2 separate regions of the Homo sapiens genome follow, and region 2 is linked to region 1. The links are chromatin loops, found by intact Hi-C in ENCODE. Cell type or tissue: MCF 10A. All regions are shown on one strand. Each heading gives the region's core, and the rest is flanking DNA. Links, peaks and the distances in the headings are about the cores only. Region 1 overlaps FMN2 (formin 2). Region 2 overlaps LOC105373228 (a long non-coding RNA gene).

Region 1 (16,745 bases), core at 3,387-11,386:
TTAAACTGTTTTAGCCACTAGCAACGATTTCCCTTACACAGATACATTTAGATTGACTTTGCACATCTTGAAAATAAGAAACAAATGAAAATACCAGAGTATCTTTATATGTATAAGTTGTGAAATTTGAAGTCTGCATTACTTCTTATTGGTTCAGTTTTCATGGGATTATTTATGTATAGGAGCAGCCAAGGAAAAGACCATAGCAGATTTTTGTAATGATGGAATGAGATTCCTGGCCTGTCAAGCCAGTAGGTGTGGGACTATGGAGAAAGTTCCTAAATTTTAGTCCAGTTATTTGAATGGAATCTTGAAGAGACATTTACTATTCATAGAGCAACCTGAGCTCGAACTGTAATTTTGTTCTAGTTGGGCAGTGGGGGAAGAGAAGAGACTTGAAACTAGTGTTATATGATGGACACGTCAGTGCTGAAAATTCACGGTGCCTGAGGTAGGTTAAACCTTCCTCCAACCAATGGTTTCCATGCAAGCTTTTTAACACAGTGATGCCTATCCTATATTTTTACTATTTGCACATATTACGAGCGATTGAAGGATGTTAGGAAGCTCTGACAATAAAAATGGTTTTCTTTAATGAAAAAAAAATTCTGATACCGTGAGAAGAGGACAGATACATCTTGCTCAATTAAATCAAAATGTGTGGGACACCTCATTTCTGCAGTTGCAGAAATGCTGAAAGTCACTGGATACTTAAAGCAATGAAGGAGGAAGAGGTTGGGGTTGGGAAAAGCAAAACTGATAATCTCCTTTGTGAAGACATCACTGTAAGAAGCAGGTGGTACTTACTGAACTCTGGAGAGAATGGAAAGTGTGAGGACAGCACAGTAAATAGAAGGAAAATTCCCTTAGCAGTCCACTTTCCAGGCACCAGTCACCTCTGGAACTTTAATTAGAACTCAAAAATGTGAGTGGAGGAATTAGAACAGAGGCCTTTCTATCTTATATTTGAAAAGTATTTATTTTACTTAGAAGCAACTTTTTATTAATTAAAAGCACATCAGATAAATCCTAATATTTGAAACACCTCCCCATATTTAACTAATTCCTCATTCTTCTAGACAAGGAAACATTAAAGTAATTTTTACACATCAACATATACTTCAGAAGAGAAAAAAGAAACCTTCATTAACTGAACAAATAACAAAATATGACTCAACATACACAAAAACCAGTGTATCATATTTTTGCATATATTAACTACATGTTGATGTAAATAGGAACAAAATTATTCCAAAGGGAGGGTGATAAATATGTGGGTTTTAGATTTTTCATGTTTTTAAACATATTGGAAATGTAATGAAATACAAGTTGATTAAGGTGATCTCTGTAGTACAGTGGAAGGTATTACCCTAACATGTCTAATTTTGGTATGTGAGCTCTGATCTTCTCAGTCATATGTTACAAATTCACAACTGAGTTTTCTTTTTTTTATGAATTTTTAATTTTTAGTGACCAAACTTCTTAGTTCTTCCCCCTACCTCAGCATGTCTGCCAATATATAAATGTTTACATATACTAAAGAAGTTGAATATTTAAATGAAGTTTTAGGTGAACTATTTTAAAAAGGAAAATTTTTTCCCTTAAAATTGTGATTATAATCATTGTGTTTATAATTCAAGCTTTTCTGTTTTAGGTTTCTTTCAGTGAGACATGTTTGTGTAGCACTACACTGAAAAAAGATGATTCTTATTGGTATGAAAGTTATTTTGGCATAAGACATTTTAGATTTCTGATAGATTCTGGACTTATGGAGCAATATATATGCTTACATTCAAAATAAAGTTTATCACTGTGCCCCTTTTAGAGCATGTGTTAGAAAACAGTGGCAAAATGTGATCCCAGAGTTAGGGTTCTATTTCCAGGGGAACTCACTAAGCCCTCTTTTACAAGAGCATAAATGTTTACCTAAGCAAGAAGGTGAAATCTGTTATGCCCAATAAAGGACATTTTGCAGTGCTGGTTTACGGAAAACATTCAACAGACAGTGGATGTTTTACATAAAGTACAGTGCGTTGTTTGAAACTCTTTGCTCATCTATACACTATGCTTAAAATAAACACTATCTGGGAATATACCCGTCTTTTTTCTACCTCCCTTATTCCACACCCTAGATTTTGTCACCTGCCAAAGTCAAATAAATCTTATCTAAACAGTTGAGATAAGCGCCGAGTCGTACCCAGTGTGGTCAAATCAACAAACCTCTCCAAAAACAGAAATGAAATACAATATCGCTAGATTAAACAGTCTACAATGGTAATCATGTTTGCATTTAAAGATTTTATTCCAAAAGGATCACAGTCTTGGTATCCATTTTTTTCCCTCCTGCCTAGACAAGACGGCGACATACTGACTCAAACAAAATGCATTTGTTCTCTAACAATTTAACTTGTACAGCTCTTATAAACAAGGCCCATAGGTGTATGAAGCCTACCGACTTAATCAGTAACTTATGTCGTTAACCTTGTATAAGCAAGTATGCTTGAGATGTACCAGTGTTGGATTGTGTATGGGATTTAGTTTTTTCTTGCAGGAAAGCCTTTCTTTATGTAGCCTGAGTGCAAAGTCTATGGCATTCTGGGATTTTATTGTCTGTATCTTACAGTAAAGCTCCATCATGCTAAACTGTTCAAAAAGAGAAGATAGTACAAATTAAAGTGATTTCTAAATTATAGGATATTATAAAAAATGCAGTTTTCTTCCTTCCTAGGACATATGGTATTTTAACTGTTTGATAACAAGGTGTAAACTCTACTAGGGCAGGAACCGTGTCTGTCTGGTTTATGCTGTATCCTCAGGGCGGACAAGAGTACCTAGCTCAGAATTAGAATTCTGAATATTTGTTCAATGAATCAATGATGTTTTCCAGAAGATATTCTGTCTTCTCTGTGGATGAATAAAAATATTTTGTAATTATTACATTAATTTCTGATATTTAAAAGCATGTCTCTCGAGAGTACATTTTTGTCTTACAGTTTTTAATAAATGGTCTCCTTTCAATGTCGTACCATTTAATTAGCAAAATTTAAAATACGCAATAAAGGAAGGACAAATGACACAATATCACTCATTTTTTGGTAATATCTCTAAGGTACTGTATTTGTGCATTTCTTACTGTAGAGCAATTTATACACTGACTGCTGGTTTGAAAATAACCCATTTTTCCATTATTCTTTAAGCAGATCTTCATTTACTTTGGTTCATGAAATTGGGAATTAGCCCAGTTGTATATAGATGCGTGATTTGAATATACTGTCCTTTTATTTTTAAGGTCCAAACAATAATACGAAACTTATAGTCTTATTTTCTAATTTATATTTTGCTTTATGAGAGCAAATATATCTACAAAGGTATATGTGCTATTTAGACATTGACCGAAAACTGAAGAACCTTTCATTTTAGAGTGCCTGCTATAACAAGGACTGTTTTCCACACAATAGAGGAGTTACCTCTAATCTTTATAATATCCATTTAAGGGGATAATAACATTACCACTGATATGTCTATTTCCCATGTGAATAAACCAAAGCTCATAGAGCTTACCAAGTCTCTCCAAGAGATGCACAGCTGGTTAGTCACAGAGCCCTGTTTTTAGTTCAGGTCTATCTAAATCCAAAACACAAGGTCTAAGTCTCATGTAATTCTGGAGAAAACCACAACTTTTGAGTTATTATATTGGTGAGTTAAGACTTCTCAGTAAACATGTTACTGTTTAAACTAGAGCTTTTAATCAGAAGAGAGTAATAAAATTTAGAAGTCTTACAAATACAAGGAATAGAACGCCACTATTTAAATTTGGGATCAAAAGAAGAATGCTGTTGGTATATGTGCCATTTAACTGGCCTTTATCATGGTCTTTAGATAATCCAGAATTACTTGAAATATTACTCACGAGCGTGTGTGCAGGGTTTCAGGTGTATGTTAAGAATGCCTGGCAGCACGTCTTCTGGCAAGATGCCCACGTTTGTGTGCATACTCAAAGGCCCCAGGTTTCCAGGTGCCCAAGCATCTTAGTGGTGAGATGCAGAAAGAATGCAAGTAGTATTTCCTTTCATCTTATCATCGAGTGTAAAATGTTCCGATGAATATGGTAGCAAGTGTCTTCCTTCCTTTGAAATATGAGTTTTCATCAGCTGTTGGATATGCTCACGTAACTAAGCCAAGCAAAATCCAACACAAATTTAAAAGTTGCTTGGCTACCTCTTTAGAAAATTTTTGTTATGTAATATACATTTTGGAAGTTTTTAATGTAACTGCCCAGGTGTGCAGATTTTCAGCTGGAGATTGATGCATCAGCATTCTATTCCTTAGAAAACAATGCTGGGTGTGACTCTTGACTCCTTTCACATCCAGTTGCACAGTGACATGCACCTCCCGAAGGTTTCTATGCTTTATTGAGTTTCAAATAAAGATTGAGGGATGATAGTTCTAGGCATTTCTGCCAAGCTGTGTTTTTCTTTTTTTTCTTCTTCCTTCTTACATCTTCTCAGCAGATTAATTAGAACAGTAATTGAAATAAATAAAAATTAAGGCAGCCCTGAAAATAAAAATGAGCCTTTTGTATCCACCACAGATTATAGATGCAGAGGAGGAAAAGGAGGCTTCTTCCCCTAGTAATGTCTGTCTGTTGCTCTTTTCTTTGCAGTTCCTCTCCTCATTACTATTTAGAGGCTCATGCTTGTATTACCATTTGCAGCAGGGATTTTTGCCTATGCCAGTATTTATTTGGCTTTCACTTTCTCAGGCATTTCGGCCTTTGTGCATTTCTGGAGCCAATAAGGCAAATGTGTGAGTGGTGGCATCCTTTCTTAAGGTTACCTATTATGACTTTTCCCTGGAGGTTCAGCAATGACTTTTGTTTTTCACATTACACACTTCTTCAGTTGTCTGCTATATGCAGGACACTCTGGCATGATACAATAATGTCTAAGACAAGATCCCTGCTATTAGGCTCTTAAAAATCTTCTTGGAGCGACCAACCACATACTTTTATACAATAGAGGGAGTAGCTGGAGTGTATCAGATGGCTTTTATTAATGTTAAAGGGTGGAATCCAAAGGTAGGGAAAGTCATGAGCCTTGGTATTTATGGAGTGTTTTGGAGATTACTTAGACTGGAGCTTGAAATTGCTATTTTGTTAGAAACAGCAGTTCGTCCACATTTAGAGCCATACTTTCCAGTTTCCCTTTCCTTCCAGGTGACCATAGGAAACTGATCCGGTCAGTGAGATGTAAGTAGAAGTCTCCTAAAAATTTATGATCCATCGGCATTGTGCATTTCTTCTTGTTGCTTTCCTCTTTCCTCCTTCGTCTGGCCTGGAATGTGAAAGTGATGGCTGGTACAGTAGCAGCAATTGTTCCAAGTGAGGAAAAGGAAAAGGCATGTGAAGACCACTTAAAAATTTTGGGCCCTAACATATTTTATCCCCTGAATCAATGGCAACCTACCTTAGCTTTGTTCAAGTCTCTATCTACTCAGATATTCTTTTACTTACTGCTGAAAACAATTTTTTAACTGATTCAAATGTATTTAGCACTTTGGCCATATTGTCATGTGGGTAATTGTCAGGATTTCATTCATATTTCAAATAATCTTCATCACTATATTCTAACTAGATGCCCATATCACTCCCTAATATGAGCCAATCTTTTAAGCTGGGGGGGAGGATTGAGTTAGAAACAAACAGTCAGGAATGACTGACATTTTCCCCCTCATCTAGACCCTGTGTTTTCATTTTACTTCCTAATAAACTCAAAGATATTGGAATTCAGTTTTTATTTCTCTTTAATTCCACTAGAATACAGATGATAGCTTCTATAAAAGCACTTTCCCTTCCCCAGCTGTCCACTCTTGGAATTCTTTGTCCATCTACACAACTTTTCCTCAACTTTATATTGTTTTGTCTTTTAACACCTAAAGACAAACACAAACTTAGCTAGGTAAGAAGAGGGAAATATTTCTACTATTAGATGAAGGATTATAAAAGAAAGGCAGAGAAACTTTCTAAGTTGTAATCTGTCTTCTAGCTTCAGAGTCCCTCAAATTTTTAAGGACCTTTTCTGGGTCCTTAAAAACGTAAAAACTAATAGGCAATGTAGTGAGTAAGTTCTGTGAACAGAAGGATCACCAGGGACACAGCTTCTGGCTGGGCTAGAGTGTGAACCAAGTGCTTTATATCTGGCAGGCATATGGTCAGAGGGAGTACGTGATTCTATGGTTTTTGTTAATCTTAACTCGCTGGGATCTACTCTCAGGAACTGGTCAACCTTTTCTTTCCTGTTATTTGGATGTTGGCCTTCCTAAATTTGTCTAAATTTCTTGGCTTTTTCCTCTTCGTTTCCTTTTTGATCTACTTTTGGGAAATTCTCACATGTATTTCCCAAATCTTCTATTGGGTTTTTCTGTTACCCTGTTTTTTGTTTGAAGAAACATTTTGTTCAATTAGGAGGGTGTTGCAAGAATTGCAGGCAATAATCGGGAATGTCTGAGAATGGGGTGGTAGGGGTGGGTGTGGTGAGGTGAAGTCATATTCTGGATGTGTTTGGAATGTGAAGCCAACACGATTCATGATGTGTTGGATGTGGAAGGTGAGGGGAAGGGAGGAATTAAGGACAGTTCCTCTGAACACCAAGCAGATGGAGGCTCCGTCATGTAAGACAGAAGAACATGTATAGAGTGTGCTGTCTGTTAGACACCCAAGTGGTGATGCTGAGAAGGCTGTTGGTTCTATAAGTGAGGAGTTCAGGAAGGAGGTCGGAAGCTGGAGATGAAAGTGCTGGAGTATTTCAAGCCCACCGTGAGACTGGGCGAGACCACCAAGGCGGTGAGTGTAGATAGAGGTAAGAAAGGGTGGCAGTAGTGAGCCCTAGGACATTCCAAAAATGAGAGGTTAGGGAGAGAAAGAGCCAGCAGGGGAGACTGAGGAATGGGGAACATTAGAAGTAGGAGGAAGAGGAAGAGAGAGTGGTATCCTGGAAGCTAGGATAAATGTTTAGCACGTGTATCGGAAGGAATTTATAACTGTGTCACATGCTGCCAAGGGTTGAGAAATGTGCATTTGGATTTCACAAGATCTAAAACACTGGTGACTCAGTAATCAGAGCAAAGACTTGATGAGTGGGTTTAGGAAGTGATGGGCAGAGAAGAAGGTGGGGACAACAAGTATTGACGACACTTTGTAGGAGTTGGAAGAGTTTTACTGCTTTATTTTTTTTTCCTTTTTTTCCCCCGCTCTGGTTTCTAACATCCCTTGTAGAGGCTTCCCATAGATGATTTGATCCTTGGCTGTCTGTTCTTGCTTAAGTCTAAAAGGTGATGAGAAGCCCTGAGTCTTCATGTTGGGCTCTTGGACTTTGAGTTCAGTGTAGCATTTTCGGTGTGGGTTTTTTGTCGGGTATTCACCCATGTCTTTATCTTTTGGTCTTTTTTCCTGGGATGGAGAGATTTCCTGGAGACTTCCCATTTCTGGCTTGGGGTGTAAAGGCCTGTCTGGCAGTGTTCTGGACCCTAAATTGGGGGAGGAGGGCTGAATGGAGGTATGGAGGCTTTTGTATTCAACATGCAGTACTCCACATGGTCCCTGTGTATTCAGCATAGCAACCTATCCTACAATTGTGATTGCTGTGTCTTTGTCCAGAGACTTAGATTTAATTTCTCAAGAAAATCAACCTGATGAAGTTGGGAAGGACTTTTTCAGAATGAGCATGTAACTGACTGACTGGCAGCATTCATCCAGTGCTCCTTGTTTCTGATATTCCTTGCTTTACCCTCAGTTGGACAAGTGCCTGTTGCCAGTTCCTTGGCCTTCAGGGTTGGTGCTCAGTTTTCTCAGTGAAAGTTATGGTTTTATCATTTTAAGGTCTACGAAACTGAGTAGAGCTGGCTTCCACATTTTGTTGCTGTCATCTCATCTTCTTTCTTCCAGTCCTTATGGGTTTACTTTTTTAAATATGTTTTTACTATAGCTTTAGTGAAACTTCAGGAGAGAACAAAATCAAATGTGTGTACTTCCTGTGCCATCTTAATCAGAGATGCTTCCCAGCAGTACGTATTAATACATATCACAGTGCAAATGGAATGAAGCAATCTGAATGTTAGGTGATGCTATTAAGATTTAGACCATCTATTTAGTAGTCGTTCACTTTCAAACTCTGTCACTTTGAGGATCTTTTACACCTGACAACGCAGTTCTTTCTGCTGTTTGCACAAGCTCTACCTTGTGCTTTTATTGTGGTGTAATTGTTGTGTAGTTATTTGTCGATGTGTCTTTCTACTTCACTATACTGTCAGCTCTTCTAGATGGGGGAGTGTGTATAACTCCAGATTCCCAAAATGTTTTGTAGGACATTTACAAAAGAGATAACAAATACTGTCAGATACATTTCAATTACGCATCCCCAAAATGTAAAAGTTTCTATTTCACTGAAATATACAGTGAAACAAAAATTAACTGCTTACATGTCCTCGTCGTCCTGATTTTAAAGTCGAAATGACATGCTCCCTGCAGTTCCTCAGAGAGATCTCTTACAAAATGTAGTTTCCTGGTAGCTAGAGTAAGATGACAAACCTGACTCTTAAATGAGAGGATGCTTCTGATCTCTGCTACATAAGATGAGTGTCTGCTCAAACAAAGGTCTTTGCTTCTCAGCAGCTTGCAAAGCTAACTTCATCAAAGCTTTTCCTGTGGCTTCTGTATTTTAAATGGGGTAAAGATGCTTTCTTCAAGCCCTTATACTCTGCCAGTGAAAAGAGGGCATGAACCGTAAATATGGGCTGATTTGTACTCATTTTGTGTTTAAGCTTCTGCTGACTCTACTTCTCTTTCCATGTACTTTAACCCAAATTAGTGTTAATGGCTTCCCTCTGGTTACTTGTTTAGTCTTCTATGTTACTATCAGTACAACTGAAACTGTCATTTTTCTTTTTGCTGAGAATGTTTTCAACCTGGTTCATCTGAAACCTCTCAATCTAAGATACTGATTTGGAGAGAGATTAAAAAAAACATTTTCCATTATAGGAATGTGAAATGGGCCGTAATAATAATCACAACAACCAACATTTTCTGAGTGTTTGCTTTGTGCGTGGCACTGCATTTGACTTTTATTATTTAATCTCCTGCAAGAACTCTGTAGGGCAGGTCCTCTTCTTATTAGGTCCATTCTGCAGATGAGGAACTTGAGACTCTCTGGGTTATGCAGATAATAAGTTGTGTGGTCACTGTGCCCCACTGCCTTCCAGTGCCATCAGGTGGCAATGTGACATGACATATTATCTTTGTGTTCTGTATTTTTGAGCTATGATGTCAGCTAGAGTGAAGTTAGTTATTTATGAAAGGACAATCAGAGTGATCTCAAAGAAAGGTCAGTTTATCCAGTAAAATTAAAGGCAGAGTTGATTTTCAGGAATTGCTAACCTCAGCCTGTTTTAGCCTTTCAGCATTCGAGAAAGATGTTTTTCCAAGTCTTTTGTGTACTGGGTTCTTCTAGATAGAGAAAGGATACAACAGTGAATGAAGCATGACCATGTAATTATGGAGGGAAGGGTCTGTCCATATTGTCTCACACGTCTCTGTATATCTACAGAACGTATCTCATATGATCTCTATTTATAGAAATGATGAGGTTTAGCTGATTTGATAGGTTATGCCTAAACCAGAAGCCAGCCTTCCTGACTAGTGCACTTTTTCTTTCCACTGAATCATGATGCTTCTCCATGTCTTTTGTCAACCTAGAGCCTAATAGGAGAATAAAAACATTCGAATTAATGAAATTAACACAAGGTAGAGACCCATAGAGCAACACAAGTTGGAAGCTGAAGTCCAAGGAACAGAGAGCCATGGGTTAGCAATGTGTTGTGATGGGCAGCCCCTCAGATGGTCCCTGGAGATCCCCACCTTCTGAGACTCACGGCCCTGTGATATTCCCTAGCCCTTATATGTGGGCTACACTCACGACTCACACTGAATAGAATAGAACAGAACAGGGGTGATGGGATGTCACTTCCAAAATAAGGTTACAAAGAGAAGGAGGCCCTGTCTCGTATGCCCTTTCTGTCTCACTCTAAGGGAAGCCAACTACCTTGAGAGTTGTCTATGAAGAAGCCCATCTGGCAAGAAACTGAGTCAGACTTCCAGCCAACCAGTAGTGAGATGCTGAGGCCCTCAGCCTGAGGAACTGAATCCTGCCAACAGCCTGTGAGTAAGGCTGGAAACAGATCTTCCTGCAGAGCCTTCAGATGAGACCGTAGCCCCCGCCAACACTGTGATTGCAGTCTTATGGGAGACCTTGAGGCAAAGGCCCCTAGCTGAGCTGCACCTGGATTTGTGACCCACAGAACGTGTGAGATAATCCATGTGTGCTCTGTAAGCCCCTAAGCTTTGGTGTAACTTGCCCTGCAGAAATGAATAACACACTTGGTAATAAACACTGTGAGATTTTCTAGTTTGGGGCATCTTTACCACCAGTTTAGCAGGTCACACAGGAAAGATTAAAGTAGGTGACTGCAGTGGCTGGGATAAGTGTTCATGGCTTATGAAAGGAAGGGGCCATCAAGCACAGCCCTGAGAGACTGCTCCAGTCCTGTCTCATCCAACAGATCCCTGATTTTAAAAAATATCAATGTAAGGCATGTACTAACACTGTTCCATAGCTTAAAATGTTGCATTCAACAAGAGTAATCCTATCATATTGAATTATACAAATAGGTTGGGCACCGTGGCTCATGCCTGCAATCTCAGCACTTTGGAAGCCTGAGGTGGGAGGATCACTTGAGGCCAGGAGTTCAAGACCGGCCTGGGCAACATAGCAAGACCTTTTTCTCTACAAAAAAATTAAAAAAATAGAAATATTATCTGGGCATGGTGGCATGTACCTGTTGTCCCCGCCACATGGAGAGGCTGAGATGAGAAGATTGCTTGAACCCAGGAGTCTGAGGCTGCAGTGAGCTATGATCATACCACTGCACCCTAGCATGGGTGACAGAGTGAGACCCTGTCACTCTGTCTCTCTCTAAAAAAAAGGGATTACACAAATAAAGTGAACTACTTAATCTGGCTATTCAAAATATGTGAAAGATCAACAAATTTGTCTAATAATGTTTTGTTGAAGTGCTTTGTTTTAAATGAGTTCCTTTTAAGGCACATTTAAAATAAGTCCTTTCCCTTCTGTGCAGTTCTTTGAAAGTATAGAGACAGGATTCATTTTATCATGTAAACATTCATACAGATAGATTACTTTGCTCTCTAGCCTGTGGGTAATTCAACATTTGTAGTAAGTTAGAATAAGAAGCATGTACCACATTTCTGGTGCTGACAAAGGCAGCCACGGAGGAGAACACGTTAATAGCAAAGACCAAGTGTCCAAGGATAGACACCTGCCTGCGCACAGTCAAGAGTGGGACTGTTTCTTATGTTGAGTCTATAATGCTTGGTTGTTTTGAATTGCTTTATTCTTTTATTTTTTTAATGTAATGCAGTCATCGATCAAAATCTTAAAATCAAAAGAAAACAGATTTCTTTTTCTGTTTGGACATTTTGAGACATTTTAAATATCTTAGGTTAAATTGACGATTGGACTTCCAAAACAGGCCATTTCATTTTTCATTTTTTAACAGCATGCTTTAACAACAATGACATTGGATCTTAGCGAGCTCATACCGGTGGAGCAAGTTCGTACCGGAGGAGTTCATGATGAGAATAGCTATTGTGAAATTAACTTTTAACTATTGAACGCAAATGTTTAGTCCTGAACCTAGTTTTAATTTAGCACCTAGTTTTAATCTAATTTCTGAACCAATGTGTTTACAGGTAACATACACCTTAAAATTAATCACACCCATTATTCCAAGCCTTTCTGAATTATTTTTCTACTATATAATTACTTATTTTCCCCACATGATAAGCATATGCTATAAACGAAAGTTATCCCACTTGATAAAGTCTCAGAGAAGTTTAGTGTCTTGATCAAAGACACACAGCCATTTGGTATGAAAGCCTGAAAGATTACTATGTTCTACTCTCTATCTAGACATTGGCATTTGATAAAATCGTAGACAAGAATTGTTGTCTATTTTGGTCTGGAGTGATGTCTGTTTGTTTGGTTTTTTTTTTTTGTTTTTTTTTTTTTTTGAGACAGAGTCTGGCTCTGTCACCCAGGCTGGAGTACAGAGGCATGATCTTGGCTCACGTAGATCTTGGCCTAGGTAGATCTAGGCCCTCTACCTCCCGGGTTCAAGTGATTATCCTGCCTTAGCCTCCCGAGTAGCTGGGATTACAGGCATGCACCACCACACCTGGCTAATTTTTGTATTTTTAGTAGAGACAGGATTTCACCATGTTGTCCAGGCTGGTCTCGAATTCTGGGCCTCAGGTGATCCGCCTGCCTTGGCCTCCCAGAGTGCTGGAATTACAGGCGTGAGCCACCACATCCAGCTGGAGTGATTAGTAACACGTGGTCATTTGTAGGTTGTTTAAAGGAAGTGGTAAATATCTCCGTTGTTTTAATCCTGGAAATGTAGCATATTTGACAAATAAGTGAATAATCTTTTAATGTGCAAAAAAGGTCTATAGTTCCTCTCAACACCTTTCTCCTTGAACCCACTCACATAAAAACAGAACAGATGCTTCCTGGTTAAATTGATTTATATATATTTTTGAGAAAGTGATTAAAACTGCATTGTAGACCTGCAGGGGGTGGGTGGGGGTGGGAATTGTAAAGAGTCGCAGACAAGGATGGGTGTTACTCAGCATCTTAAAGCAGCAAGGAGGAAATGAGTGTGAGATATCTGACCTCCAATCTGAAATGTAATCACATTAACACCTTGCTGAATATTAGAGAATAAAGTAATCTGAACTAAACATTTATCACTGAATATTCTTTTAAATTTTGGATTTATCTGAAATCTAGTCTTCTGCTTAATCATTTAAATGCTAATAAACAAGACAGAGTATAATGAAGAAGCCCAGGTAGTTCTGTACCAGGCTCTCTTGTTTCACTCTAATGGTTTATCATTCAGGTAAAGGTTCCATCCCTCAGTAGATGCAGTTGGAATGGATTTTTTGTTTTTCTTTTTTTTGGATACACGGGGAAGCTAAAACACAAATTGAAAAAAAGTCAACTCGTTTAACCTTGGGCTTCATAGCAAGGCTCACTTGAGCAGGAAGGATGTTCTAATAGTTGAATTTATGTGAAAAGTTGGCATGGGGAGGTAACATTAACCAACTACATGTCAGACCCTTTTACTTGTTATTGCCTCTAAGCCCCACAAAAACCCCAAACCAAAACTTGGCTAATATTTTCCATTATTTCCTTGCCCCTGCCCCATAAAGGAACTGAAACTTATAAAAAGTAACTTACTTGAAGTAATGCAGCAGCAAATAAAAATTTAAATTTAAACTTAGTTTAGTTCGATTCCATGTTCTATGTTTGTTCCACATCAGGAAACAGCATCTTGTAAAAATAATATTCCCTTTGGAGGAACTGTCACCTTGATATAATTTCAATACTCAGGTTCTTTCCTCCGAAACAAGGCTGAAATTTTGGACTTGGAACCAAGAAATTTCTGAGGAGTTTTTTCTTTGAATCTTTTTGCCACCGAAATAAATAAATACATAAATAAGTAAGTAGGTAAGTACATAAGTAAATAAGTAAAAAATAAAAAATGCATTCAGTCATTCTTAGCATGATCTAGAACTCTGATCATGGTATTCTCTTCTCTGTGCATTACCAGTTGTCTGCAGACTTTCAAGGCTGGGCTATTCAGCATATTCCCACCCAAATAGCTCCAACTTCAAATCATTATTACTCAAGTAACTGTTAACACTTCTAGTATACTAGTGTAATCCCTGATGTATAGGAAACACCTCACATTTGTTGAATACATTTGGGAATGCTTATTTCCTTGATTTTAGAATTCCATCCATTGAAAATGTACCATTGACCAAATCACAGATTTTAAGGAAGGGAGAAATGGAAGATGCTACTAAACGTCTAGTAACATAGACATTTTGATCTAAGTCCTGATTTCTGAAATGTTAGCATATGCTTTTTAAACTGGGGAGGAAGTATGGCACTTCGATAATTGTAATCTTTCCCAAATTGCTTCTTTTACCTTTATTTCCTGTCTAGAATTTCTATCACTGCATCCATTCATCTGTCAGTATTTAATCTTTCTTTCTTTTTGGCTACAAAAGCATGATTAGATTTTGCCCTGAAAACTGCTCGTTCCCATTTGAATTGTGTTAATTTCTCTCAGGTCAACTAGGGGGAAGTTATATGGAGAAACAGTAACAGTGCTGCTTTCCAGTGAGATTTTCTGTGGATGAGTAAAAAATGAGATTTCATGGGTTAGGACCCTTTGAGAACTTGTTTAGGAGCACATAACATGTATTAAGATATTCATTATTAAGAATATTCTTTCGATCTCATGTATATGACATTGCATGAGATAGAAAGATGAGAAACCTCAGGATATTCACAAGTTTTATGTGGGGAAAACTTGTGGGTATAATAGTATGGTTTAAAATGATGGATAAAGTCAAAGGACAACTGTGTACTTTATGAGCTTTGAATTGATCATGAATGATTTTATTGTGTTTCTTTGCCTTGTTCTGGGGATGAAATCTGACACCAAGTTGACCCCTTGCATTTCCTTTATAGTTTTCTTATCATGTAGAGAATTACTGGATTATTAGCTAGCTGATGAATTCCAAAATCAGAAACCTTTGGATTCACTGTAAGATATTCTTGAAGAGCTAGACTCTGCACAAATTGAAAGAAGATAATTCCATACATAAATTTACTGTTTTTACTTGGGTTTTGTGCCTTTTCTTACATATTATCACAGCAAAATTATTAGCTAATCCTTTTTAATTAATTTTTGAAATATAGTCAAAGGTATTTGGACTGTGCCTTTACTACTTTGAAACATTAAAGTTCACGATATTTTTGCCTTATATGGTCTAATGAATAAGATTTGTCTGAGACTCTTACTCTTAGATATGTATTTCACACCTAATTTTTTTGGAAATTGAGATAGTGGATTATTATTAGGGTGGAAGTATCATATTCTACTTGGTACAATATTTTTTGGTGAATCTGGGCTCCCTTCCCAGCTCCAAATACAAATGCTAAATTACCTTGTTTAGATTTCTTATCCATCCTGTGCTTCGATTTCCCACTTGTCTTTTTAAATTCTTTCTTGGGATTTTGCCAGAGTCAACTAGAAAATGTCTCATGTGAAACTTTGAGAGAAGAGACATTGTAAAATGCCTCTTATCAAAATAAATATATCCAGTTTGTGATTATTCACTTGGTGATTTTTGTCCCGGAAATTTTTAACTCCCCAAGAGCTTCACTGGCTACTTGGCACAAATTCTATCAAGGCAAATTCACCTTGTTTCTACCAAATATCCATGTAGAAAACACAGAATGATTTGTATTAACCTATGCCTAAAGCAAGTAATAAAGCACACCTACTCCAAAATACAATACAAATTTCCCCAGGCAACAAATGCGTAAAGAAAATATTGCTGATTTTTCTATTATCTATCCTGCTTCTTCCTTGTATAACCATGGGTAGTATATATTTGAAGGATGGATTTTTAAGGTAGGATCTGTGCTAATACCACTACCAATATAAAAGATTCATCCTTTGATTATAATATTTTGAGGAATTATAATAGGAAATGCCCCCATCATTTTTATACTAAGTCCATCTGTTTAATGATTAAATTTCACCTTTGTCAAAGGTCCTAGATATACTGGTGAATTTAAGCATTTATTGATATAAAACTGGGATGTAGCATTCACTGGAGTGATTTGCTTATTTTGCTGGTATGAAGCAGATTTTTCAAATTCATTCAGTTCGGCTGTGAAAAACAGACCTCACAGTTTCTCTCTGACCTTTGCCTGGGCCATTTTCATGGGATTTAGTATTTGCGGAGCAAGTGAAAGCTTTAACACTTGACACCTGGCCCAGCGAAATTCCTGGTGCAGGCTTTGCAGTGGGGGCAAGGGGAAACATTGAAGTTAAAGCCCCTGCTCCCTCTGGCTGCTGAGCCGTGAGCCTGCTGCCTGAGATGGTCAAACATCTTTTCACAGGTGGCTTATGGCAATTTATATTCTTCTTTTTTTTCCACAGCTGTTGTGAACTTGGATAATTCTGTGGTTGACCTGGAGACCCTTCAAGCTCTCTATGAGAATGTGAGTAATAGAAGGAATTTTATGTGTGAGTATATAATATGTACACAGTACATGTCTATGTGCACATATAGGCTCTTTGTTTTAAGGTCCTCTAAAGAAATTTGATCCGAGTGTAGTGAATTTGCCTAAGTAGGTGTTTGTTACAATACTTTCTAGGAACATATCAAACAAATGTGTGGTCTCATGGTTTGAAAAATTGTGAATCAAATCATATTGCATATGAGGTCATTCATTATTTTTTTAAATTTAAATAATAGTACTGATGTGGGGGCTAACTTGAGCCAAGCATTGTTCTGTGCACTTCATACACACACACACACACACACACACACACACACACACTCACACACACTTAAAATTTTAAAATATGTAACTGAAAAAGATTGAATACATTCATTCCAGGTGTATGTATTGAACATATTCATGCTGAGTTGATATACACATTGATTACCACAATCAGATTAACACATCCATCACCACCCACACTTATATATAAGATCTCTAGAAGTTATTCATCTTATAACTGAA
Region 2 (16,745 bases), core at 8,027-16,026, 410 kb after region 1:
CCTCTTCAAGGAGAACTACAACCCACTGCTCAAATAAATCAGAGAGGACGCAAACAAATGAAAAAACATTCCATGCTCATGGATAGGAAGAATCAATATTGTGAAAATGGCGACACTGTCCAAAGCAATTTATAGATTCAATACTATTCCCATTAAACTACCATTGACATTCTTCACAGAATTAGAAAAACTACTCTAAAATTCATACGGAACCAAAAAACAGCCCGAATAGCCAAGACAATCCTCAGCAAAAAGAGCAAAGCTGGAGGCATCACACAACCCAACTTCGAACTATGCTACAAGGTTATGCTAACCAAAACAGCATGGTACTGGTAGAAGAACAGACAAATAGACCAATGGAACAGAATAGGGAACCCAGAAATAATACCAAACACCTACGACCATCTGATCTTCAACAAACCTGACAAAAATCAGCAATGGGGAAAGGATTCTCTGTTTAATAAATGCTGCTGGGAGAACTGGCTAGCCATATGCAGAAAATTGAATCTGGACCCTTTCTTTAAACCATATACAAAAATCAACTCAAGATGGATTAAACACTTAAATGTACAACCCAAAACTACAAAAACCCTAGAAGAAAACTTAGGACATAGGCATGGGAAAATATTTCATGAGGAAGATGCCAAAATCAACTGCAACAAAAGCAAAAATTGACAAATGGGATCTAATGAAACTAAAGAGCTTTTGCACAGCAAAAGAAACTATCATCAGAGTAAACAGACAACCTACAGAATGGGAGAAAATTTTTACAATTTACCCATTTGACAATGGTCTAATATCAAGCATCTACAAAGAACTTAAATTTACAAGAAAAAAACAACGCCATTAAAAAATTAGCAAAGGACATAAATGCACACATTTATTTATTTATTTATTTAGTTAGTTAGTTAGTTAGTTTATTTTTTTGTTTAGGCTGAGTCTCGCTCTGTCGCCCAGGCTGGAGTGCAGTGGTGTGATCTCGGCGCACTGCAAGCTCCGCCTCCTGGGTTCACGCCATTCACCTGCCTCAGCCTCCCGAGTAGCTGGGACTACAGGCGCCCGCCACCTCGCCCAGCTAATTTTTTGTATTTTTAGTAGAGACAGGGTTTCACCGTGTTAGCCAGGATGATCTTGATCTCCTGACCTCGTGATCTGGCCTCCTTGGCCTCCCAAAGTGCTGGGATTACAGGTGTGAGCCACAGTGCCTGGCATACACTTCTTCCTTTTTTTTTTTGAGACGGAGTCTCGCTCTGTCGCCCAGGCTGGAGTGCAGTGGTGCGATCTCGGCTCACTGCAAGCTCCACCTCCCGGGTTCACGCCATTCTCCTGCCTCACCCTCCTGAGTAGCTGCGACTACAGGTGCCCGCCACCATGCCTGGCTAATTTTTTTGTATTTTTTTGTAGAGATGGGGTTTCACCGTGTTAGCCAGGATGGTCTCGATCTCTTAACCTCGTGATCTGCCCGCCTCAGCCTCCCAAAGTGCTGGGATTACAGGTGTGAGTCACTGCGCCTGGCCTCGACATACACTTCTTAAAAGAAGGCATACAGGCAGCCAACAAACATTCGAAAAGAAGCTCAACATCATTGATCATTAGAGGAATGCAAATCAAAAGCACAATGAGATACCATCTCACACTAGTGAGAATGGCTATTGTTAAAAAGCAAAAAAACAATTGATGCTGGTGCGTTTGTGGAGAAAAAGGAAGGTTTTTACACTGTTGGTGGGAGTGTAAATTAGGTAAACCATTGTGGAAGACAGTGTGGTGATTCCTCAAAGACCTAGAACCAGAAATACCATTTGACCCAGCAATCCCATTACTGGGTACATACCCAAAGGAATATAAATCATTTTATTATAAAGATACATGCATGCGTGTGTTCACTGCAACACTATTCATGATAGCAAAGACATGGAATCTAAATACCTATCAATGATAGACTGGAAAAAGAAAATGTGGTACATATATACCATGGAATACTATACAGTCATAAAAAGGAATAAGATCATGTCCTATGCAGGGACAGGGATGAAACTGTAAGCCATTATTCTCAGCAAACTAAGGCAGGAACAGAAAATCAAATACCGCATGTTCTCACTTATAAGTGGGAGCAGAATGATAAGAACACATGGACACATGCAGGGGGGAACAACATACCCTGGGGCCTGTCGGGGTTGAGGGTGGGAGGAGAGAGAGCATGAGGAAGAATAACTAATGGATGCTGGGCTTAATACATAGGTAATGGGATGATCTGTGCAGCCAATCCCCATGACACACGTTTAACTATGTAACAAACCTGCACATCCTGCCCATGTAACCCTGAAAATAAAACAGGAGATAAAAGAAATAAAAGTAAACTTAAAAATTAAAACATCGACTTTCAAAATGCTCTTTATTATTTTATAACAAGAAATTTTTAAAACAAATTGACAATTTATTAAATGTGCTTTATTTGCCCCCCATCAAACAAACAACAAAAAACCAAACCTATGTAGGCTTGCGTTTTATTGTTTGAATTTTTTTTTTCATTAAGTCCAAACTCTTAGGATTCCTGTGGGCCTGTTTTGTATTTGAAATCTCGTGCTTTGGCAAAAGCACTAGATTCCTTTGAGGAATACTGGGGCCTATTGTGAGCAATAATCTTTGTCAGGGATTCTATGATTGGCACACTTTGTCTTCAAATAGGAGATTGTTAACGGTATTTGTGGTAACATTTAGTCTTTCCAATTCAAGAAACCTACTAAAGTCCAGCACTACTGTGACCTTTTTTTTACATATATATATATATATATCATGCCAATGGTGCCATGTGGTTTCGTTGGCTTGTAGGCAGTTTACTATTTGCACTTATGAGAAACAACTATGTTTCAAAAGTCAGGCTATTCTCAGACATGCTATACGCAAGAGAATGTGTCCAGATTTTTGATTTGCATTTTTCCACATCAGTGGGCTAAAATTGGACTTGTGTTAACATAGTTAATCTCTATACATGTGGAATAAGAATTTTCTTACTATGTTAGGACAATAACTCTTCTCTTTTCAAAGTTAGCGGTACTAAAGATTGCCTTGCTGTCTTTTTGTCCAACTCTTTTATTTTTCTAGTGTTATATAGAACGAATGAATCTTGAATATTGAGTCCAGCTTTCCCCCTTTAGTGAGAACAAATTGATTAAAATGTCCGTGTTAGTATTTGTGTCACTGGAATTTATGCTGCCAAAGAATAATGGTTTCCAGTATTGAGAGAGAGAGAGAGAGAAAGAGAGAGAGAGAGAGAGAGGAACGGAGTGTGGAGCTGTCAAACGTGCACGTACCCTTGACCTCACTGTCCCCATTTTCTTTCTTTCTTTCTTTTTTTGAGGTGGAGTCTTGCTCTGTCGCCAGAGCTGAAGTGCAGTGGCACAATCTCAGCTCACTGCAACCTCCGCCTCCCGGGTTCAAGCGATTCTCCTGCCTCAGCTTCCCGAGTGGCTGGGATTACAGGCACCCGCCACCACGCCCAGCTAATTTTTTGTATTTTTAGTAGAGACGGGGTTTCATTATGTTGGCCAGGCTGGTCTCAAACTCCTGACCTCGTGATGTGCCCACCTTGACCTCCCAAAGTTCTGGGATTACGGGCGTGAGCCATTACACCCAGCCAACTGTCCCCATTTTCTAAGGTATGTTCACGGAAAGCTGATTATGCTGTAGGTGGGAGGGAGGGCAGTTATAAACTTTTAAAACAGAAGTCCTGTGTATCCGTTAGTATTTTCTTCTTATTGAAATAATGGTACATAACACACACCCCCAAAATCAGTATCTTAAAGCCACGGTAATTTATTTCTCCAGGACATGCTGGTTGGCTATGGTGACTCCGCTGTGTGTGGCTGAGCTCATTCATGAGTTTGTGGGAAGGCTTGAGTTTCTCGATTTAGCCGGGGGCACAGCCGGGCAGTTCTGCTTTAAGCTGTAGGTTTGTGGATTGGTCAGGAAGCTGCTCCACATGTTTCTCATCCTTCTTGGAGCAGCAGGCCAACTAGGCGAGCTCTTCCAATGGCATAGCAAGAGACTGAGAAGGCATGCGGAGCCAAGCAAATGCGTCGAAAGTCCCTGCTTGCATCATGTCTGCTAATATCCCCAAAGCCAAAGAAAGCCACAAGGCCAAACTCAAGGCCAAGAAGGAAGGGAAGCAGCTTTCTCCCATAGCAGTTAGGAGGTTAAAAGGAGGAGAACTTTTTGAACAAGAATTGAATCTGTGAAACTTCAGTAGGTTTAAATGCTGGTTGAAGAAACTACTTCTGCCGGGCGTGGTGGCTCACGTCTGTAATCCCAGCACCTTGGGAGGCCAAGGTGGGTGGATCATCTGAGGTCAGATGTTCAAGACCAGACTGGTCAATGTGGTGAAACTCCTTCTCTACTAAAAATACAAAAAATAGCCGGGCATAGTGGCCCATACCTGTAAATCCCAGCTACTCAGGAGGCTGAGGCAGGAGAACTGCTTGAACCCGGGAGGCGGAGATTGCAGTGAGCCAAGATTGTGCCACTGCACTCCAGCCTGGGCAACAGAGTGAGACTCCATCTCGAAAAACAAACAAACAAACCAAAACAACAACAACAACAAAGAACAAACAAACAAAAAAACAAGAAGAAGAAGAAGAAACTACTTCTAGCCATGAGGACATGGCTTCAATCAAACTAATTCCCATATTGGGAACTGCTATGAAAGCTGGATAAAATTGAAAAGAAAACAACTGGCCAGGCGTGGTGCCTCACGCCCGTAATCCCAGCACTTTTGGGAGGCCGAGGTGGGCGGATCACTTGAAGTCAGGAGTTCGAGACCAGCCTGGCCAACATGGCGAAACCCCATTTCTACTAACAATACAAAAATTAGCTGGGCATGGTGGTGCATGCCTGTAATCCCAGCTACTCAGGAGGCTGAGACAGGAGAATCACTTGAACCCGGGTGGTGGAGGTTGAGGTGAGCTGAGATCGTGCAACTGCACTCCAGCCTGGGGGACAGAGTGAAACCCTGTCTCAAAAAAAAAAAAAAAAAAAAAAAAAAAAAAAGAATATCAGTAAATAAGAAAATATTTTGAAATGAATGATAACGAGAAATGGTACTTAATGTAAGGGATGCATCTGAAGGCCTAGAGTGAAATATATATGCACATATTAGAAAAGAAAAAAGATCTACAAAATGTCTAATATTCAGCCAGGTGCCATGGCTCACACCTGTAATCCCAGCACTTTGGGAGGCCGTGATGGGTGGATCACAAGGTCAGGAGTTCGAGACCAGCTGGGCCAATATGGTGAAACCTGGTCTCTACTAAAAATACAAAAATTAGCCAGGTGTGGTGGTGGGTGCCTGTATTCCCAGCTACTTGGGAGGCTGAGGCAGAAGAATTGATTGACCCTAGGAGGTGGAGGTTGCAGTGAGCCGAGATCACGCCATTGCATTCCAGCATGGACAACAGAGCAAGACTGTCTCAAAAAAAAAAAAAAAAGTCTAATATTCATCAAATAAGCTAGAAAAAGGATAGCAAATTAAACCCAAAGAAAAATAAGAAATGAAATAATGCTAACAGCAGATATCAAACAGCAAACATAATAAAAAGAAAATCAATAAAGCCAAAGTTGACTTTGAAAATTCTAATAAGATATAAATTACTAGAAAAACTGATATCATAAAAATAGAAAAACACAAATTGACAGATTTACCACAAAACCTACAGATATTAAAGCAGTTAATAAAAGAATCTAATGAGCAGCTTACACCAAAATTTAAAGAGTTATTGTCAAATGGACACACTTCTTCAAATAAAAAGGATTATTTAATAAAATCAAAATAAGAAGAAAAATAAAATCTGACAAACCTTTCCACAAACTACTCCCATCCCTCCCCCGACAAAATTCTAGGCCCAGATTTTTTTACTCACCAATTCTTCTAACATTTAAGGAAGAATCTTCTCCAGGTAATAGAAAATGTGGGAACACTTGTCTTTTTCTATAGGGTAGTAAAGGTGAATAGACATGAGAAAGGTTTTGAAGGTGTTATTAATATTCTATGTCTTGATCTGGGGGGTGGTTTCACAGAGGCATTCACTTTGTAAAATTCACTGAACTCTGTATTGCACTTAGCATTTATGCACTTTGTGTGAGTTATATTTCAATAAAATTTTGCCAAGATATAAGTAATGCAGTGATAAAATTATATATAATATAATTTCATGTATATATACAGATAACATGATTATATATTATGTATACATATATACATGTAATATAATCTGTATATATGTGTGCATATATATAACATATAGCAACATATACTGTACTTACAGACGTAAAACATTATTTTAATATGTTTTTTAAATATTATATATACACTCATATATAATGTTCCTATAAACAGTAGCAGAGCCATTTTTTTTCTTATGCTACTTCAAATGATGTGATTTTTGTTCCCTTATATGACATCACTGCTAAATTAAGGGCCAGTCCCTAAATTTAAAAATATATATATTATAAAAATATATATAATATATATAAAATATGTATATAAAAATTATTTTTTTAGAAATAGAGACGAGGTCCTGCTATGTTGCCAAGGCTGGCCTCAAACTCCTGGTCTCAAGCGATCTTCCTACTCTGGCCTCCCAAAGGGCTGGGATTACAGGCGTGGGCCATGACACCCAGGCCAGTTCCTTAATTTGAAAGCACAATTCTTCCTATAGTCATTAGATAATCTGATTACTATCACACCTGTATAGTAACAAAGTATCCTCTAGAAATATTTTTTGATTATAGTCTGAACATAAAAATTTGATCCTATATTCTTAGACATAACTGAAATCGGTGATGAATGTGGATGCTATTTCACTTACCCGTGTAATCCGTGCCCTTGTGCAGATCAACTCAGGTGTTAGTAATGACTATTGTGTGGACAGGAGCTCCGAGATACGTGCTGGTAACAATTAATGTACAGGATTGTACCAAAAAAACAAGTCGTTCATGCTATAAACTTCACTGGAATACAAAAGAATTATAGGAATTGTCTCTTATCGTCAAACACATCACTGTCCTTTGAAATCAAGGGGTTCATTGTTTGATACCTGAATTGTTTATTCACCTGTATAAAAAGCAGGTCACAATTTTTTTTTGTAGTTTTGCCAAGCAACTGAGGGTCACTAAATTTCATAAGTACAGATCACCGCTGTGCTCTCTAAACAGCCTTTGTCCTTAGTTTTAACTCCACAAAATGTCAAGATAACAGACACTAGTCTTTTGGTCTCAGTTTTAATGTGAAATCTATGCCCACAAAATGCCACTCTCAAATTTGTGTTATTAGCTTTTCTGAATCTATTCACCAATCTACAAACGATAAACACTCAGACCTAGTTTCCTTTCTTGGGTCAAAAAGCATTCCCCAAGTACCATTTACATTGAAATCTGGAAATGTGGCTAAAAGTCTTTGTGTGTGTGTGTGTGTGTGTGTGTGTGTGTGACAGGTCTCGCTCTGTCACCCAGGCTGCAGTGCAGAGACCCTTTGAGGCTCACTATAGCCTCAAACTCCTGGGCTCAAGTGATCCTCAGCCTCCCAGTGGTCTTTGTAGACAGCCTGATGGAGTCTCATGGCACAGAAGATTAATTAAACGATGTCTTTTAATTTTAATCAATTTTTGCAATCCAAAAAAAGCCTCATTCGGCCAGGGTGAGGAAAGGATGACAGGATTGTTCAGCGGCGTTTCTACTTGACTTTGTTGTAAAGTCATTTAGGGTAAGGAAACTTGGAGAATCAAACAGCTGGTGTTAAATTGGCTAAGCATATCATTTTCCGAAACTCCTTTCTGATCTTCATTAAGGAAACCAATATATGATGGGGAACTCATTCATAAGAGAGACGAGTGTTCAAGTATTTTATATTTTCAAGGATTTGGAGGCTGATGCCAACACTAGTGCATTAATTGCCTGACATTCTGAGCTCAGGCCCACTACCTTTTTGTTCTGAGGTTTTGACTGATCTATATATTCTGGCTTTCAATAAAGGCCTGTCACAGCAGAAAAACAGAAAAGGGATGCTGAGTACGAAGTCAGTTATTAGCTAAGTGGTTCTTCAGGCTTTTGTTGTTTGCCATGAAATTTGCATCTTGCAAAAACTGGATCTGTGCTCTTGGCACAACGGATGTTTCATATTTGCCAAATAAAGTTTCAGTACCTTTGCCTCTGGTTCACTGACTTCCCGTCTGTGACGTGCACCTCTTCCTTTTTCTCTGAAGGACAGTAGTAAGTCACAGTGCTCTTCCTGTTCAGATTACCATCTTCAAGTGACTGGCACTCATTGGCTTCAGAAATGCTATTTTTTTTTCCTCCTGCTTCTGGAATGTGACCAGACAAGATCATTCCTATGGCAAAATATGATTGAGAAATAATATTTTAGAGGCTGGGAGATATTGTGTCATGCCACACCAGGTAACTGTCTTAAGTAAAAGACATAAGAAAGACACAATGAATGATATGATGCTTTTCAAGGATCTTTTTTTTTTTTTTTTTTTTTTGAGATGGAGTTTCACTCTTGTTGCCCAGGCTGGAGTGCAATGGCACAATCTCGGCTCACTACAACCTCCACCTCCCAGGTTCAAGCAATTCTCCTGCCTCAGCCTCCTTAGTAGCTGGGATTACAGTCATGCGCCACCACGCCCGGCTAGTCTGTATTTTTAGTAGAGACAGGGTTTCTCCATGTTGGTTAGGCTGGTCTTGAACTCCCTACCTCAGGTGATCCGCCCGCCTCAGCCTCCCAAAGTGCTGGGATTACAGGCATGAGCCATCGCGCCCAGTCTCAAAGATCTTAATGATTGAAACAAATATAACCAATAAGTAGAGATGCAAGAAAAATGTCCATGTGTTTACATGCCAGTTTACATTGAGGAGCATTAAGAATTCACCATTCTTGGTATGTCATTGTAATTTCGTACATATTTTATTTATCCAAATTTTTTCTTTGAGGTAGGATGGGAGGGAAATGATTCACCATAACTACTATTTATTTAGAACACAGTTAATCACCTTCCCTCACCAATAACCTTGCCTCACACTACCTTCCCAAGGTTTGCAAAACTCATTACCAAACAAACCAAACAAAAAGATGAAAAACAAAACAAAACAAAGCCAGAAACTCTATTCTGTGTAAGAGTTATTAACCTGTCATACGTGCAAAATAATTATGAGTGAAATTTCATGAATGGAATGGAAAATCATGCATTTGTATTCGGGGGAAGAGGATGCATAGCATTTTCCAGATTCTCAAGGCAATTCAATGCTCCCAAAAGGTTAAAAGCCACTGCAATTGAAATTGCTTTTTCTTCAAACACCTCCAGTCTCCTTTTCCATGTAAAGTATTGAAGTTTTAGGCCTCTGCTGCTTGCCTACACTGCAATCATTTCTTTTTATTTTCTAAATTATCAAAATAAAGGGATCATGTTGTTCTACATTTCTCGTTTTTACTTTATCCTTGTCTATGTCTGGGTGACTTTCGGAAAAGCAGAAATCCGTGTCTGGCCTCTCATCTGACTCTTTTAAGGCTGGCAGAGCGGTGTCTGCCCATTCCAGTTGTTAACAGGATTTTTCTTTTTCTTAACTCTTAATCTGTTTCTGGGAAGCTTTTAAAATACATTTTCCCCCTTCTCTTTCAGATATCCTCAGCTTCCCTAGCTCAGGGGGATTCATGCAAATTGTGTATTCTCTGGGGGATGCATTGCTGGTAGATTCTGAAAACGTCTCAGCTTTTTTCCTCCCATTGTCAAATACAATGATAATTTCAGGCTTATCTTAAAGGAGGTTTTGTTTCCATAATTCACTTCAGTTGTGGAAGCAAAATATCCTTTAATGTAGAAAACATTAAATGTATAGAGAATTTGCTCTGCATCTCCAGAGAAGCTTTTAGGATGTCAGTAATTGGAATTGCTATATTCCATCTACTAAAGAAAGATCTAGTCTCCTTAATCTATCCCCGACTTTGATCACATGAGACCACAAAGCCACCTAGGTAGCCTACAGTCTGGCCATATTCGCCAAATGTATACTTGATTTGGCCAGATACCAGCCTAGGGCCACCCATGTTTTTCTCACCAGATCCCCTGTGGTGATGATTTGTCAACAGTCGGGCAGGAGGACAATGGACTGGGATAAAATTCAAACTTTGAAAGTAAGATTTTTCAAACTGTTTTAAAAACATTTTGAAAGACTACAGTGGAACATCTCTCGGTGACTGGAAATTTTTCTTTTCCTTTTTTTTTTTTTTTTTTGCCAATGGGTTCACATTTTGAATTGGCAAAAATTGGTATGATGAGTATGATTTCATAATTTATGTATTAGAGCAGATGGAGATTAATCATTTAGCTAATCCTGTTCATCTTCCCAATCAGTTACTGTTTGCTAGTGGGAAACCAGAGGCAGCCAAATGGCTCATCCCACCAATGAGGCAGAACAGTTGCTTAAGAGAACATTCTCGCTTACTCCCAAGTTTTGCTAAAACTTCAAGTGACTGTGAGCCCCTTAACTTTGCTCCACTTGAAAATACATTTGAGGCAGGGCACGGCGGCTCATGCCTGTAAACCCAGTGTTTTGGGTTGCTGAGGTAGGCAGATCCCTTGAGCCCAGGAATTTGAGACCAGCCTGAGACACATGGCGAAACCCTGCCTCTACTAAAAATACAAAAATTAGTTGGGTGTGGTGGCATGTGCCTGTGGTTCCAGCTACTTGGGAGGCTGAGATGGGAGGACTGCTTGAGCTCTTGAGCCCAAGAGGTCAAGGCTGCAGTGAGCCGTGAGCATGCCGCTGAACTCCAGCCTATGCAACACTGCGAGACCCTGTCTGAAAAAAAAAAAAAGAGAGAGAAGGGAAAAGAAAATACATGTGAAAGTTTTTCTCAAAACCAGTGTTCTTTCTATGAACGCAACATTTGGAAATCTATTGGCCAGGTTTTTGTTAAGATGATTGCCCTGTTTCTGAGAAAGGACAGCCAAAGATAGTCAAGGGTGATTGCATGCAAGTCTGAACTCCATGTCAACGAACCAGCTGGGAGCACGTAAAGCTTACAAATGCCGTCCAGTATTGAAGTTACTTTAATAATCTTGAACTCTGGAAGTTAAAGTGTTAGGACCTGTAGGCTGGGCACGGAGGCTCACACCTGTAATCCCAGCACTTTGGGAGGCTGAGGCGGGCGGATCACGAGGTCAGGAGATCGAGACCATCCTGGCTAACACAGTGAAACTCTACTAAAAATATAAAACTTTAGCCGGGCGTGGTGGCGGGCACCTGTAGTCCCAGCTACTTGGGAGGCTGAGGCAGGAGAATGGTGTGAACCCAGGAGGCGGAGCTTGCAGTGAGCTGAGATCCCACCACCGCACTCCAGCCTGGGCGACAAAGCGAGACTCCGTTTCAAAAAGAAAAAAGTGTTAGGACCTGTAATCCTAATTTCTTATAGGGCTGATTTCATGAAAAATATAAGCTTACATAACCCAGCTTTGTAATATTTGACCACAAAACTGAATGATCAGCATAGGTACAATTTGCTGGTTATGAAAAATAAACCAGGTTAACAATCTGTTGAATTATGGAAAACACAAAAGAACAAATTTACCTTTTAGGTTTTAGCACAAAGGAGAAAGAACACAAGTTATCTAATAACTCAAGAAGATAAGACCAGCTACCTCACCTCGCACCCTCTGTTCCTGTTAAGCCACTGGAAACCCAAAACTAATCAAATCCCCAAATCCCCACATCACTGACAGTGCTTATGGCTTACTGACTTCAACATAGATAAATGGCCCCATTAATGTCAGGGCGGTTACGTTTGTCTGAAGAATATACGTCTGTATTTTAAATTGCATTATCCAGTTTATCCATGGGATAAGAATTGTTTACCTTCACAAATTCCAGGCTTCTGAGCTGAACTAAACAGGGCAAGTTTAAAGGCAGGAGCTCAGAGCAGTTCATAGCCTTTTGACAGCTCTGATGTGGTCTGCCAAGCCTGAATTGGTAAAATCCAGGCTTATCTCTCAGCACAACGCAGTTCACCCTCAGGTCTTTCCTGCTACCTGCAGCCCCCGTGAAGCCCCTACAAAGCTGGAAGTTGCAAAGTGGATGGAATAATTCTGCAAAATATTGTTTGGTGTTGGATTAGCATTCACAGATGTGGGTCCAAGAAATTGCTCAACAGCCCACGGAGGCCAAGGAAGATCTGCCACGACATCGATACCACGCCTGACTAGGTCACTTCAGGCTTGAGTCCAGTTCAGTGTGTCCCGCCAAGCCCCAGCTTTTGTCTCCTCCTCTTGTTTCCAGTTTGCTCTGCTTCTGTGAAATGAGGTGTTTGCTCATCACTGGGCAGGGCAGAAAGGTAGAGACAGAACAAGAGATGGAGGACGGGGGACTCTTAACAAATCCACATCCATCTTTGCCTCCATTCAACCTGCCTTGTGCTGGCTTGAAAACAGTTGCTGACCAAGGTTTGGAAAATGCAGCAGCTGCTTGCTGCCATCTGCTGTACTTTCTGTTGCTAGCAAGCATGGGACCATGGCTGGCTGCAAAAGAGGAAAAAATGGAAAAGTGGGGGAAGCAAGAGACCGGCAGCCTCCTCTTTACCCAGGAAACCCCCATGATAATGCAGCTACGGATTCATGTCAGAAAAGCGGCCACCTTTCCCAGCGTGAATGAACCACAGTGATTTTTCAGGACGTAGAATATACTTTCCTTTACACTTACGTGATTATGTTTTCCATATTGTAACTATGGAGGGAAAATAAATATAGATTAGGCTCAATGGAATTCAAGTTGTCTGCTCACTTGAACTACTTCTTAATCTTGAACTACTTCTGGATAAACATTGGATCAAAATAGAGGGTAAAGAAATACTGGTGTGGCTGGGCATGGTGGCTCACACCTGTAATCCTAGCACTTTGGGAAGCTGAGGTGGGTGGATGACTTGAGGTCAGGAGTTCAAGACCAACCTTGCCAACATGGTGAAACCCCATCTCTACTAAAAATACAGAAAAATTAGCTGGGCGTGGCGGCGCACGCCTGTAATCCCAGCTACTCGGGAGGCTGAGGCACAGAAACCGCTTCAACCCGGGAGGCAGAGGTTGCAGATCACGCCACCGCACTTCAGCCTGGGTGACAGAGTGAGAATCTATCTCAAAAAAAAAAAAAAAAAATTACTGGTGTGTAAGATTCTAGGAGTGAGTCTCTAAGATATACATCTAAAGATGATCAAGACTTTCTAAAGAAACCATCACATGATTCTGCCTTCCTTCCAATAGCTCAATCTCTTTATTTTTGCTCATTATTAGACTCCTTAAGTGATCCTATTTCCTTTTGGTAAGCTAACTTCCAGATGCCCTCTCTAATGTGTCTTCCAGTATCAATGCTCAGATGAAATGCATCAGATGAAATTCACCCATGGTCTACTTAGCTCTTGTCTTAGAAATAGTCCTTTTGGACTCATTCCAAATCCAATTTCTGAAACAACATCTGTTGATGGTCTCTTCAAAACTCTGATCTCTTCCTTTTTTCCTTTAATGGCCTTTTCACTTCCCCCTTCCTACTAATTTTGGAAATTCAAAGGGAAGGCTCAATTTTTAAAAATTCTAATTGTAGGTAATAGGAATGAATCTGAGCTTGGCCATGTGTAATTTATTTTTCTAACTCAGAGCTTGTTTTGCTTTTTCCATTCATTTATTCAATTTCAATAATAATGACTTTGCTGGTGACATCCGTAGGAAATCTTAATTTTGCCCTTCTCGTTGGGTTTCTCACTGCCTAGCCCTGTTTCATGAGATAAAGACCTTTTGTCCCATAATGTGTACAGCATAAACCTTACAAATTCTATAAGAGAGACTACAGAGTAAGTTGAAGAAAATAACCATGCAGTGGTAGCATCTGACCTTTGGGGAATCATGATTTATATGACTGTTAGTGTTGGGTTAACATCTTCTGGCCACATACCCAGTATCTAGCAGCATCTGGCAGCACACTCTGAAAAGAATCATACCATTTTTAGATGTTTAACTTACAGCAAGGATATGTTCTTTTTATTCTCAGTCTTCCATAGGATGGTATAAAATATTTCTCTCACTGCATGTGGGACAAACTGAGGACAAGATACCAGTAACGTAATGAGCAATTGATCTCTTTGTAAAATCTTGTAGACAGTGTTATGAAGTGGAAATGAGAAACTATGCTGGGACTGGCAGGCTCCTGCAATGTGCGTACTTAGTGACAAGAAGGTGTAGCATGTGCCCTAGGCTATATATCCACATGTATTCAATAAGGTACATCTTTAAAGACAATCTTTGGAAATTGCATATTAGGTTTCTGCTTATTTCAAAAAGTGCCAGCAGTATAATAGGGACTGATGGGAAGAGAATGATAAAAATCTAAACAGCTTTTACTTCCTTTGTGAAACTTTTACTTACTACGGCCATTTCACAGTGCAAACACGTTCTCATTCTTCTGTGCTCCCATTGTGCTCTGTATAGACTTCCACTGTGGATATGTAATGATTATTGAACTCTTTGTTTTCACGCTTCTCTCACAATTAGACTGTAAACTCACGGAGGCGAGAGACTGCTTTTGTCACTATGTATTTCCAGATCCTATTAACTTGGATATAGCAGATGCTTAATACATGTCCATTGAATTAATAAGTTAAATTAATGGTTTCCAGTCTTAAACTAGATAGTCAGAAAAGATTCAAACACATATATTATAATAGAGGACAGCAACAAAGTGTGCCAAATTCTGTAGACAGTATGTGTCAAGATTGGAGACCCAAGGCAATTGTTATTATATTTTCATCTCCTGTCTGAGAGTCATTGAATCTTTTAGCAAGAAGTAATAATCTGGTCTAATATCTTTATTTCACAGGAAGAGAGAGAAAGTCATGTAAATTTATTATTTCTTAAGTACTAAATGTTATCTCTGCATAGTTATTCTTTATAAAGTTTAAAAGACTTATCCAAGATAAACAGATGCTTTATCTGTTTAGAGTTAGCACTCAAGTTTCTTCATGCTTCAAAAATTCCATGTACTTTTCATGTTGCTAATTGTGTATTTGCAATGTGATATTTATTATAGCTTTACCTCTATGATTTATTCTTTATGAATTTGTGTGAAGTGTGAATACATGTCATCATTAATTAAAATAATTACTAATCACTAATTAAAAATTGTGGGTTTTATTAAATTAAATTAAAATAATAAAATTACTGCTATGACATTCATTGACACAAAATAATAATAATAATAATTTACCTTATGGAGGACTTACCTCTCACCATGTGCCAGGCACTCTTCTAAATGTTATATACATATATATATATAAATGTATTTAATATATATATAAATTTATTTAATCCTCCTAGCAACTACTCAAATATATAAAGATGAGGAAACTGAGGCACAGAGCAGTTGTGTGAATTGGCCGATATCACATTCTCATCAATGTCAGAGGAGGATTTGAATCAAAATTATCTAGCTCTAGAACCAAAAGAATTGACTCCTAGGATGTACCCTCCCTCAAATCAGACCTAGTTTTCACCATCAAAATGAAGAAGGTGGCACATAAATGAACGCAGTACAAGGTAACAAGTCCCAAAGTTTAGATATGTGGGAAGCCCAAGGAAGGAATAAATAGGTAATATTCATGAGGCCTCTAAAGGTGGCCATAAATCAGCGTGGAGTTATATATGCACTGCCATTCATGAAACTCTTAGGGTGATGACACCCCTCACTTGGCCACTGCCATTGGAGCGCACTCCTTGACCTCCTCTTCCACTTCACCAGGGTTGGTGTTGAAAATGTCACTAGATCCTGAAAGAAATGCCACCTGTTGAGTGTGCCCTTTACTCTCTGCCATACAGATTAACGTTCACTAGTAAAGAGCTCTAGCACTTGGAAACAAGGGGAAATTTGACTCTTTCCATTCTTTTCTGGATGTCTCTATTTGAGTTTCTCTACCCATCATTATGCCATTGTCTTTTTTTTTTTTTTTTTTTTTTTTGAGACGGAGTCTCCCTCTGTCGCCCAGGCTGCAGTGCAGTGGCACGATCTTGGCTCACTGCAAGCTCCGCCTCCCAAGTTCACGCCATTCTCCTGCCTCAGCCTCCCCAGTAGCTGGGACTACAGGTGCCCACCACCATGCCCGGCTAATTTTTTTGTATTTTTAGTGGAGACGGAGTTTCACCATATTAGCCAGGATGGTCTCGATCTCCTGACCTTGTGATCCGCCCATCCTCGGCCTCCCAAAGTGGGGGGATTACAGGCATGAGCCACCACGCCCAGCCTATTATGCCATTTTCAAAACTGCCAACGTATCACAGTGATTAAGAGGTCTTCTTGGCAGGAGATCAATCAATATTTATAGGATTTGATTTAGTGTACATTGGATTTAGCATCAATACTGATGTATTCTAACACATCTCAGAATTACTCTGTTATGTAGTTGAGGTCCTGGTAACCTATTTACCATGAGGCTGCTTTGAAATGTGTCCCTGAATTCTCCCACCAGGTGATGTCATTGTCAATTTCCCCTTCATTTAAATTTACCCAATAGAAATTTTAATTCCCTATCAGTGCAGTCAGCGGGGACATTTTTAAAAAAGAGAAATTGTAATTCCCATGAAAACTTGAAATATATCAGTGAAATGACTTTATGTAACATAACTTCGCCTGTGTTGAAAGAACAAAGACATGTTATTGAAAAAAGCATTATT

Evidence for each region. Hi-C counts contacts between places; a loop is a spot of excess contacts. Peaks named below come from ENCODE experiments on the same cell type or tissue, not always from the same donor. Only the 100,000 strongest peaks of a DNase experiment are listed, where the experiment ranks them.
Region 2: a loop joins it to region 1, with 5 times the contacts of the local background. A loop is called at or near these places in 2 of 110 quality-filtered maps.

What each region holds. Positions count from the first base shown.
Region 1 is chr1:240,278,667-240,295,411 of GRCh38, forward strand. It overlaps FMN2 (formin 2), which reads left to right. Exons shown (of 18, transcript NM_020066.5): 8 at 16,156-16,217. Among named protein-coding and RNA genes, the nearest start is that of FMN2, 200 kb to the left of the region's middle. In MCF 10A, for the core only: no CTCF peak of the experiment used is centred there; DNase peaks (open chromatin) are centred at 3,975, 6,545 and 7,105.
Region 2 is chr1:240,679,774-240,696,518 of GRCh38, forward strand. LOC105373228 (a long non-coding RNA gene) reads right to left here. Exons shown (of 4, transcript XR_949320.2): 2 at 8,192-8,378; 3 at 6,861-7,002; 4 at 5,910-5,980. Among named protein-coding and RNA genes, the nearest start is that of GREM2, 76 kb to the left of the region's middle. RefSeq lists a silencer at 12,356-12,650. In MCF 10A, for the core only: a CTCF peak has its summit at 12,522 (motif pointing left); a DNase peak (open chromatin) is centred at 12,498.